2 separate regions of the Homo sapiens genome follow, and region 2 is linked to region 1. A link is a contact called in ENCODE Hi-C or POLR2A ChIA-PET data. All regions are on one chromosome and are shown on one strand. The core of a region is the stretch at or near the end of the contact, and the rest is flanking DNA. Distances in the headings are between cores, read along the strand shown. Region 1 overlaps RNF145 (ring finger protein 145). Region 2 has its middle 54 kb from the start of LINC01845.

The links. A loop is a pair of places that touch in the nucleus more often than their neighbours do. ChIA-PET counts read pairs that join two places held with the same protein, here RNA polymerase II (POLR2A). Pooled maps may share reads with other maps.
Region 2: a pooled map shows a loop between it and region 1 (5-fold over the local background). The contact joins two enhancer-like sites. A Hi-C loop is called at or near these places in 1 of 168 maps with a recorded cell type or tissue (K562), 4 of 37 single-sample maps with no recorded cell type and 9 of 50 pooled maps. POLR2A ChIA-PET finds 5 or more read pairs at or near these places in 1 of 52 experiments (activated B cell).

The regions. Positions count from the first base shown.
Region 1 is chr5:159,177,568-159,181,324 of GRCh38, forward strand. All of the region lies in intron 4 of RNF145 (ring finger protein 145), which reads right to left. Among named protein-coding and RNA genes, the nearest start is that of RNF145, 30 kb to the right of the region's middle. Within about 2 kb of position 1,589, at least 12 of the 41 ENCODE cell types and tissues checked have a DNase peak (open chromatin) inside an H3K27ac peak, as active enhancers do.
Region 2 is chr5:159,410,666-159,414,422 of GRCh38, forward strand. No RefSeq gene overlaps it. Among named protein-coding and RNA genes, the nearest start is that of LINC01845, 54 kb to the right of the region's middle. Within about 2 kb of position 1,731, at least 2 of the 41 ENCODE cell types and tissues checked have a DNase peak (open chromatin) inside an H3K27ac peak, as active enhancers do.

The DNA.
Region 1 (3,757 bases), core at 339-2,838:
CCAAATATTCCATAATTATAAAATGCTTTGTATGAATAAGCTTTTACATTATGACATCCTTGTATAAACTACTTGGAACACATTTCCTAATATTCTCTTAGGCTAGGAATTACTGAATCAGAAAAAAACATTTTTAAAGACTTTGACACACTGTCAAGACTGCCCTCCAGCAACAATTTACCAGTGTATAATGTGGCTATTTTTCTATTAACTTGCCATAGTGAGTATAATTTAGAGATGGGAAGAACAGGGAATATTTCCCAAATTTTTTAAATTGGCATTTTGTTGGTTACTAACAGCACTGAACATTATCAATAAGTATATGAAAACATTTGCAATTATTTGGTGAAATGTTCACATTCTTTGCCCATTTTTCTGCTAGAATACGTATCCTACTGCCTGATCGAAATAGTAATCCTTAGTCACATGATTGCATTTTTCTAATATGTCCCTTGTCTTAATATTTTAAATAACTTTATTCTCTTATAAAAGTATGTATTGAAAATAGTCAAACCATTTTTTTTCTTAATAGTACCCACCTTTAGTGCCATGGCTTATTACATGGCTACCCCACTCAAGATTATACAAATAGCTGTATTTTCTTTTAGTAATTTTTAGCTAATTTTTAATTTTAACTTAAAAATTAATACATTTGATTTATTGTGGAATAAGAAAATAAAGATCGAAGTTTGTTTTTTGTACATGTTTAGCTGGTTATCTCAAAACTGGCTACTGGAATCATCCATTCCTTTCTCATTAATTTGAAATGCCACTGTAGTAAACTCCAAAATCTTTTACATATTTAGGTCTATATAAGAACTTGTTACTTTTTGTTTTCAGTGATCTATTCTAATGATGGTACCACCCTGCTCCATCATACTGATTGGACAAGTCCTCTCTCATTGCTCCTTTCAGAATTTCTTGGAGATTACTGAATGTTATTTTCCAGATTAATTTAGAATAATTAATCATATTCTCTCACTTCTTGTCAATGAAAACCAAAATGAAAATTTGGGACTTGTTTGTATTCTATCCATATACATGTTGAATATTCCTAATCCAAAAATCTAAAATCCAAAATGCCCTAAAATCTAACATTATGCTCCAAGAAAATGCTTATTGGAGTATTTTGGATTTCAGATTTTGGGATTAAGGATTTCCAAACAGTAATATAATGCAGATATTCCAAAATGTAAAAAAATCAGAAATCCAAAACACTTCTGGTGCCAAGCATTTTGAATAAGGAAAATTCAATTTGTGTTAGAAAAATACAAAAATGTCAACCATTTTTACATAAGACCAAACACTTACAACAATCTACTATGTCATAAACACATACGGTATTTTATCTCACAAAGCATTAATTTTGGCCTTTAAAAAACTGATACTAAAGTAATGTGAAAAATAATCATAAAGGCATAAAGAAAAGAAAAACTCCTAATTATATAGAAAACAAGAGGCCACCAAATGATCTGGCTTTCACTGTGTTTATAGCTATGAAATTTAAATGTCCTTGTTGAGCACAATGTAAACTTCCTCTAAGCTCTGAAAATTCCCTTAAGTCTATGCCAGCACATGTGGTGCTCAGTGCTGGGGTTACAGGCTCCCTTTATCTTCTTTCATAGAAGAATATGACTCATATGGCGTATTTAAGAGAAGACTACTCCTGCTGACGTAAAAGAAGGAAGGAGTCATATTGTTAGTGGAATTTCCCCTGAAGTTCCAAAAGAATAAGTTGTTTGTCTTCTGATTTGCCTATTTCAACTTTTAACTCTGCATAAACCAAAATCCCAATGTACTCTTTAGATTTCAGGATTCCACTATTAGAAATATCTCCAAGAGGTTGGCAACCCTAAGAAATCATGGCATATTAAAATTACCTAGTTTTTCAAAAAAGTTTGTTACTGAAATGAAGAAAAACACCAGAAAATTATTTTAAAATCTAAGTTGGAAGAAAACATGCTCCTTAATAGTTTATGGACTTTGGAAAGTTGAATCTTAGTTAAGTAAACAGAAGACCATGGCCACTGATAAGAAGAGTTTTAAGAAATATGCTTCATATTTATAATACAAGTATATGCATCATAAACTAAAACTTTACAAGCTTTCTAACTTGGCAAATATCTTCATTATTGAATGTTACCGTTAATAAATATGCCAACTCATAACGATAGTCATAAAGCAACATTATTTTTGTCCTCTGCTGTCTTTTAAAATCCACTCTGTAGAGATTAGTGGTTTTCCTGCCCCTAGATAAAATCCAAGGCAAGTCCCATAACTTTTCTACTCTAGCTTAGGTTACTGTCTCAATTTAATAATAACTGAAACTTTCAAACAGATTTAAAGTTGAGACTTATCCCTTACTCTAGAGTTCAGGCATTCTAGGGAAAGCATTAATTTTTACCTTTATGCTTTAAGATAGAAAACCTGCAAGTGGGAGAGAAGGTGGGGAGGTTGTGGCTGGCTTCTTTCTCTTTTTTGACCTAGCACTTCTCCCTCTCTCTCTGACTTACCAAGGATTGAAGTGGGTAGGGAAGAAGGAGAGGGAGGGAAGTAGGCAGGTTCCTACTTAACTGGACTCTTACAATGATGTGGTTGTTACTGGTGCTTCCTAGACTTGAGGTATCTAAAACTGATTTATTTTCCCCTGGACCCTTTTATGGGTTCTTCTGAAACCGTTCCTATCACTGTGGCTCTCTCACCTGCAGCAGTACCCTTGGTGCTTGGTATACACCCTCAACTGGCCATTTTTGGCTCTTTTCTCAGCTCCTGGGAATCTGGAAGGTCAATCCCTGTTGAGGTCTTCTCATCCATCTAAAAGGCCTTCTTGAACAGGACCCAAGAAAATCCTACACAGACTTTCGGGGCCACTGTCTAGTTCACAAGAAACTTACATCCTTTGCTCTACAATTTCCTGTATCAGAAGATACAGGAAAACCCTATAAGGCATTTTCATTCCACAGTCAAAACACTCAACAAGCAACTAGTCTATTGCTAGTCCTTTATATCAGATTAGAATTATAATGTAAGCCAAATATAATTTTAAATTTTCTATTAGTGTCATTTCAAAAAGTAAAAAGAAACAAGTGAAATCAACAATATATTTTATATAACCTAACATATCCTAAACATCATCATATAGACATTCAATCTATATTAAAAGTTAACAAGATGTATTAAAAGTTAACCTGGTTTGTACCAAGTCTTCAAAATTGAGTATGTGCTTTACACATACAGCACACCTTAATCTCAATTCACCACACTGCAAGTGCTAACCAGCCACATGTGGCTAGTTTTGGACAATGTAGTTTTAGATTTTGCAGGCTGAAAAGGCACAAGAATGATATAGTGGAATTCTGGCCTCCTGGAAAGGTGAGAGGTGGGTGAAGGATAAAAGACTGCACATTGGGTACAGCATACACTCCTCAGGCGACGGATGCACCAAAATATCAGAAATCACTGCTAAAGAGCTTGTCCATGTAACCAAACACCATGTGTTCCCCCAGAAACTTATCTAAAAAATGTTTTCCCAGCCTGGGCGACAGAGCAAGACTCTGTCTCAAAAAAAAAAAAAAAGTTTTTTAATGTAAGAAAATAAAAATAAAAGTGTAACTCAAAAAAAAAAGATGTTCCAGGGTGAGTCAGACACCAGTCCACAGCATTCCCCCCTTCACCACACAAGACACATAACTCCCCAAATGGTCCCCCAGTGAATCCTCTAGTGTAAAGGGCTGGGGAAGTATTTCAGAAAAAAAGA
Region 2 (3,757 bases), core at 481-2,980, 230 kb after region 1:
ACATAGTAGGCATTCCATAAATGTTTATTGGACAGATGAATGTGTACACACCTGACCACAAACTGTGGCAAAACAACTTGCTTGCTCCAAAATGCACACATTTTTTCCCCCACGTTGTACCGTAATGGTTGCTTTAGAAAACAAACTGAAATCCCTACTGACTGAGTCTCATGTTAGCACTGTTGCTAGAAAAAAAAAAAAACACCCCAGATTTCCACAAGTATTGTAGTTTAAACAATGCAAAGTTATTCTCTTACAGTTCTGTGGGTCTGACATGGTCTCACTGGGCTAAAATCAAGGTGTCAGCAGGGGTATGTGCCTTCTGAAAGCTCTAGGGGAGGATCTCTTTCCTTGCGCATTCAGGTCGCTGGCAAAATTCATTTCCTCTGGTTGTAGGACTGAGATGTTGTTTCCTTGCTGGCTATCACTGAGGGACATTCCCAGCTTCTAGAGGCCACCCGAATTCCTTGACTCACGCCCAATTCTGCCATCTTCAAAGTCAGAAACTCTTCTTTCCTCTCACCTCTCTGACTCATTTTTAAGGAAACTGACCCCGTTTTTAAGGACTCGTGGTTGGATTAGGCTGTCCTGGGTAATGCGGGATAATCTCAGAGTACTTAACCTTAATCTCATTTGCACAGTCCCCTTTGCTATGTCGTAACATATTCAAAGATTCTGGGGATTAGGTCATGGATATATTTGGAGGGGTTATTATTCTACCTATTGCAGCATCCATTATCACTTTAGAATGGAATGGTTTCTCAGAACAGGCAGTTGTCTGTCTCCCAGCAAAGAGCTCCAGAAAACTAGGCCAATGAAAGGGAAATTTGGATGAAGGCAAGAGAGGTGAGGCACTGGCAGTAAATGTGATGGCAGGCCTGCAAGGGATGCTACAGAAAGAGGTTCCTGGTTTCATGGAATCCAGGTTATTAAAAGAAGAAATATTCACAAATGCCAGGAAAGTTAAATTTCATGTCTCTTACAATTTCCCTTCAGATCAGTTCTGCCAAAGATAAAGCGATCTTCACCTCTGTGAAAAACAGTAATTCCTTTCTCCATGATGTTCATGATTTGGTTGATGGGTTATTGGTTCATCGCTGCAATTATAATTGAAGGACATTGTCTTTGCTGGTTTGGTGAAGCTTCCAGATGTTATTAGAAGGGGTGTTCCTTTAAGCTCACCCAGCATTCTCTCACTTATAGCTGGGCATTAGCTATACAAGAGCTATTTGGTCTCTGAGAGCAAAGGTTCAGCCACTAAGGAAGGACCTGGTGTCCAACGTAGGCCTTTAGATTATTTCTGGAGCTTGTCTCCAGGGCCTAAGAGGTGACTCTGGCAGGACACCATCTGTTTCAACCCTATTTTTTTTCTTCTTTCTGCCTCGGCAATCCTCTTTTTTTCTTTTTCTTCCTTTGTCTCTTCTCTCCTTTCTAGTGTTCTGATGTTTTAGGATCAAAATAATGAAAAAGAATAGAAACCATTTCAACTCAGAAAATAATTCAAAGATGGGAAAAAGGTGTGTACCAAATTCATTGCTCTAATCATTTCTGTTCTGATAAAAGGAGTTTACAGCAAAGGAATAACTTTTCTGTGTCTCTGAGGCTTTGGAAAAACAAGGCATCAAGAAGCTTTGGGGTGTGGTGGGTGTGGTGGGGCAGCCTACTGCTTGTTGAGGTAATGCAAACTAAGGAGAAAGAGGTGTTAGCTTCCTCCGAGGCCAGGGCGTTTTAGGCTGCAGGTAAACCATGGATGTGGTTCTACAGATGTTGCCACAACAGGAAGACAAAATCTCACAGCTAACAGAGGTCACAGCTTTTGGAAACAGTGGTTGCGACACAGAGGAAACTCCCCCTCCCAGCCCTACCCCAAGCACATCCTTGCTTCTCTCAGTCACGCCAGTTACACCAACAGGGGCAGCTCTGGGGAGGACATTTGGAAAATAGTCAAGAGAGGGTGAAACCGCTGGCATGATGTCACCAACAAGAGGCTACCCCCTGGGGAAACCTAACAGGAAAAAGGTAGTTGAGCCAGGAAAAGCCACCAGACCCTTTCTCTTGGCTTGAGGCATCATATACATTTGAATAATAATCAAATTAACAATGTAATATGACTGTTTAGCAACAATGATGTGCTAATCATGGTTTTACATGGATTATCTTTAGTCATTAAATTCTCTACATCCTAGAGATGCGGAAATTGAGAATGAGAGAGGTTATGAGAGCTTTGAAAGGCCACAGAGCATGTGTTGTGGCTGAGATTCAAGCCCAGCTTTACTGATTTTAAAGCTTGTCTTCTCTTTCCCTCCCTTGCTTCCTTTTTTTTTTTTTCAATTTTCTTTCTTGCTTCATGTGCTTTTTTTTTAAAGAAATAAAATGTTACCCCCTCATCGATAATCCCTTTGTGTCTCTGCTGTCTGCCCTGTCCCACCCGCCTGCCATCCTTGCCAGCAGCAGCCTCTCAATTGAGGTTAGAGTTTCTCTCCCACCCTTCATTATGCATGTTCATGGCTATAAACAATCAGTATGCATGTTTTAAAAATTTACGTATATGAGAAAGAGCTTAAAGTATTAATTTACGGAGAAAAAAATACAAATGGCTATTAACCATCAGAAAAGATTCATTAAAAAAAGAGTAATAAAAATTCAAACCACATTGAAGCTGGGTGCAGTGGTGCATTCCTGTAGCCCTAGCTACTTAGGAGGCTGAGGTGGGAGGGCGGCTTGAACCCAGGAGTTAGAGGCCAGCCTGGGTAACACAGTGAGACTCCGTCTCTAAAAAAAAAAAAAAAAAAAAAAATTCACTAAAAAAACCCCCTTCACATTGAGATAGCATTTCAAAAATCTGCCAAATCGGTCCATACCCAAGATTTGATAACAGTGTATAGAAGCGGCTGAGGGAAAGACGCACTTAAACTTTGATTGTGGTGAGTAAACTGGTATAATCTCTGTAGAGGGCAATTTGACAACATATAACAAAAATGCAAATGCACAAATCTAGGTGTGGTGGCTCATGCCTATAGTCCTGGTACTTTTGGGAGGCTGAGGTGGGAGGATTGATTGAATCCAGGAGTTTGAGCCTGCAATGACCTATGATTGATCCACTGCACTCCAGCCTCGGCAACAGAGTGAGAAACTGCCTCAAAAAAAAAAAAAAAAAAGCAAATGGCAAATGCACAAAATTATAAAAGAAATCCCATTTCTTATAATTTATCTATAGATAAGTATATGTTTACACATGTTCAAAACTGCATGTGTTCAAGGTTATTCATTGCAGTATTGCTTGTAATAAAAAGACCAGAAATAGTTCACATATTCATTAACAGGGAGTGATTAAATAAGTATGGTGCATCGTTGTAACGGAATCATATGCAGTTGTAAATGAGAATGAAGGCACTCTCTGTACTAATATGGAAAGTTTTCAAATACATGTGAAGTGGAAAAAAAAGCAAGATGCAGAAGAATATATATAGCATGCTGTATTTTGTGCTAATGAAGGGGAAAATAAGCCTATGTATTAATTTTTTTTTGCATATGCATAAAGAAACTGAAAGTTTACATGCAAAACCTAATAGCAGTTTTGCATGTGGGATGTGGAAAGAGGGGCGGTATGAGGTATGGGAGAAGATTTTTAAATATATTTCTTAATTTTTTTTGAGATAGCCCATGTGGATGGACTATGTTACCTATTCCAAAAATTAAATTAAAAAGTTAAAGTGGTTTTATGCTGTACAAGTGATTCTGTAACCTTTTCCAATCA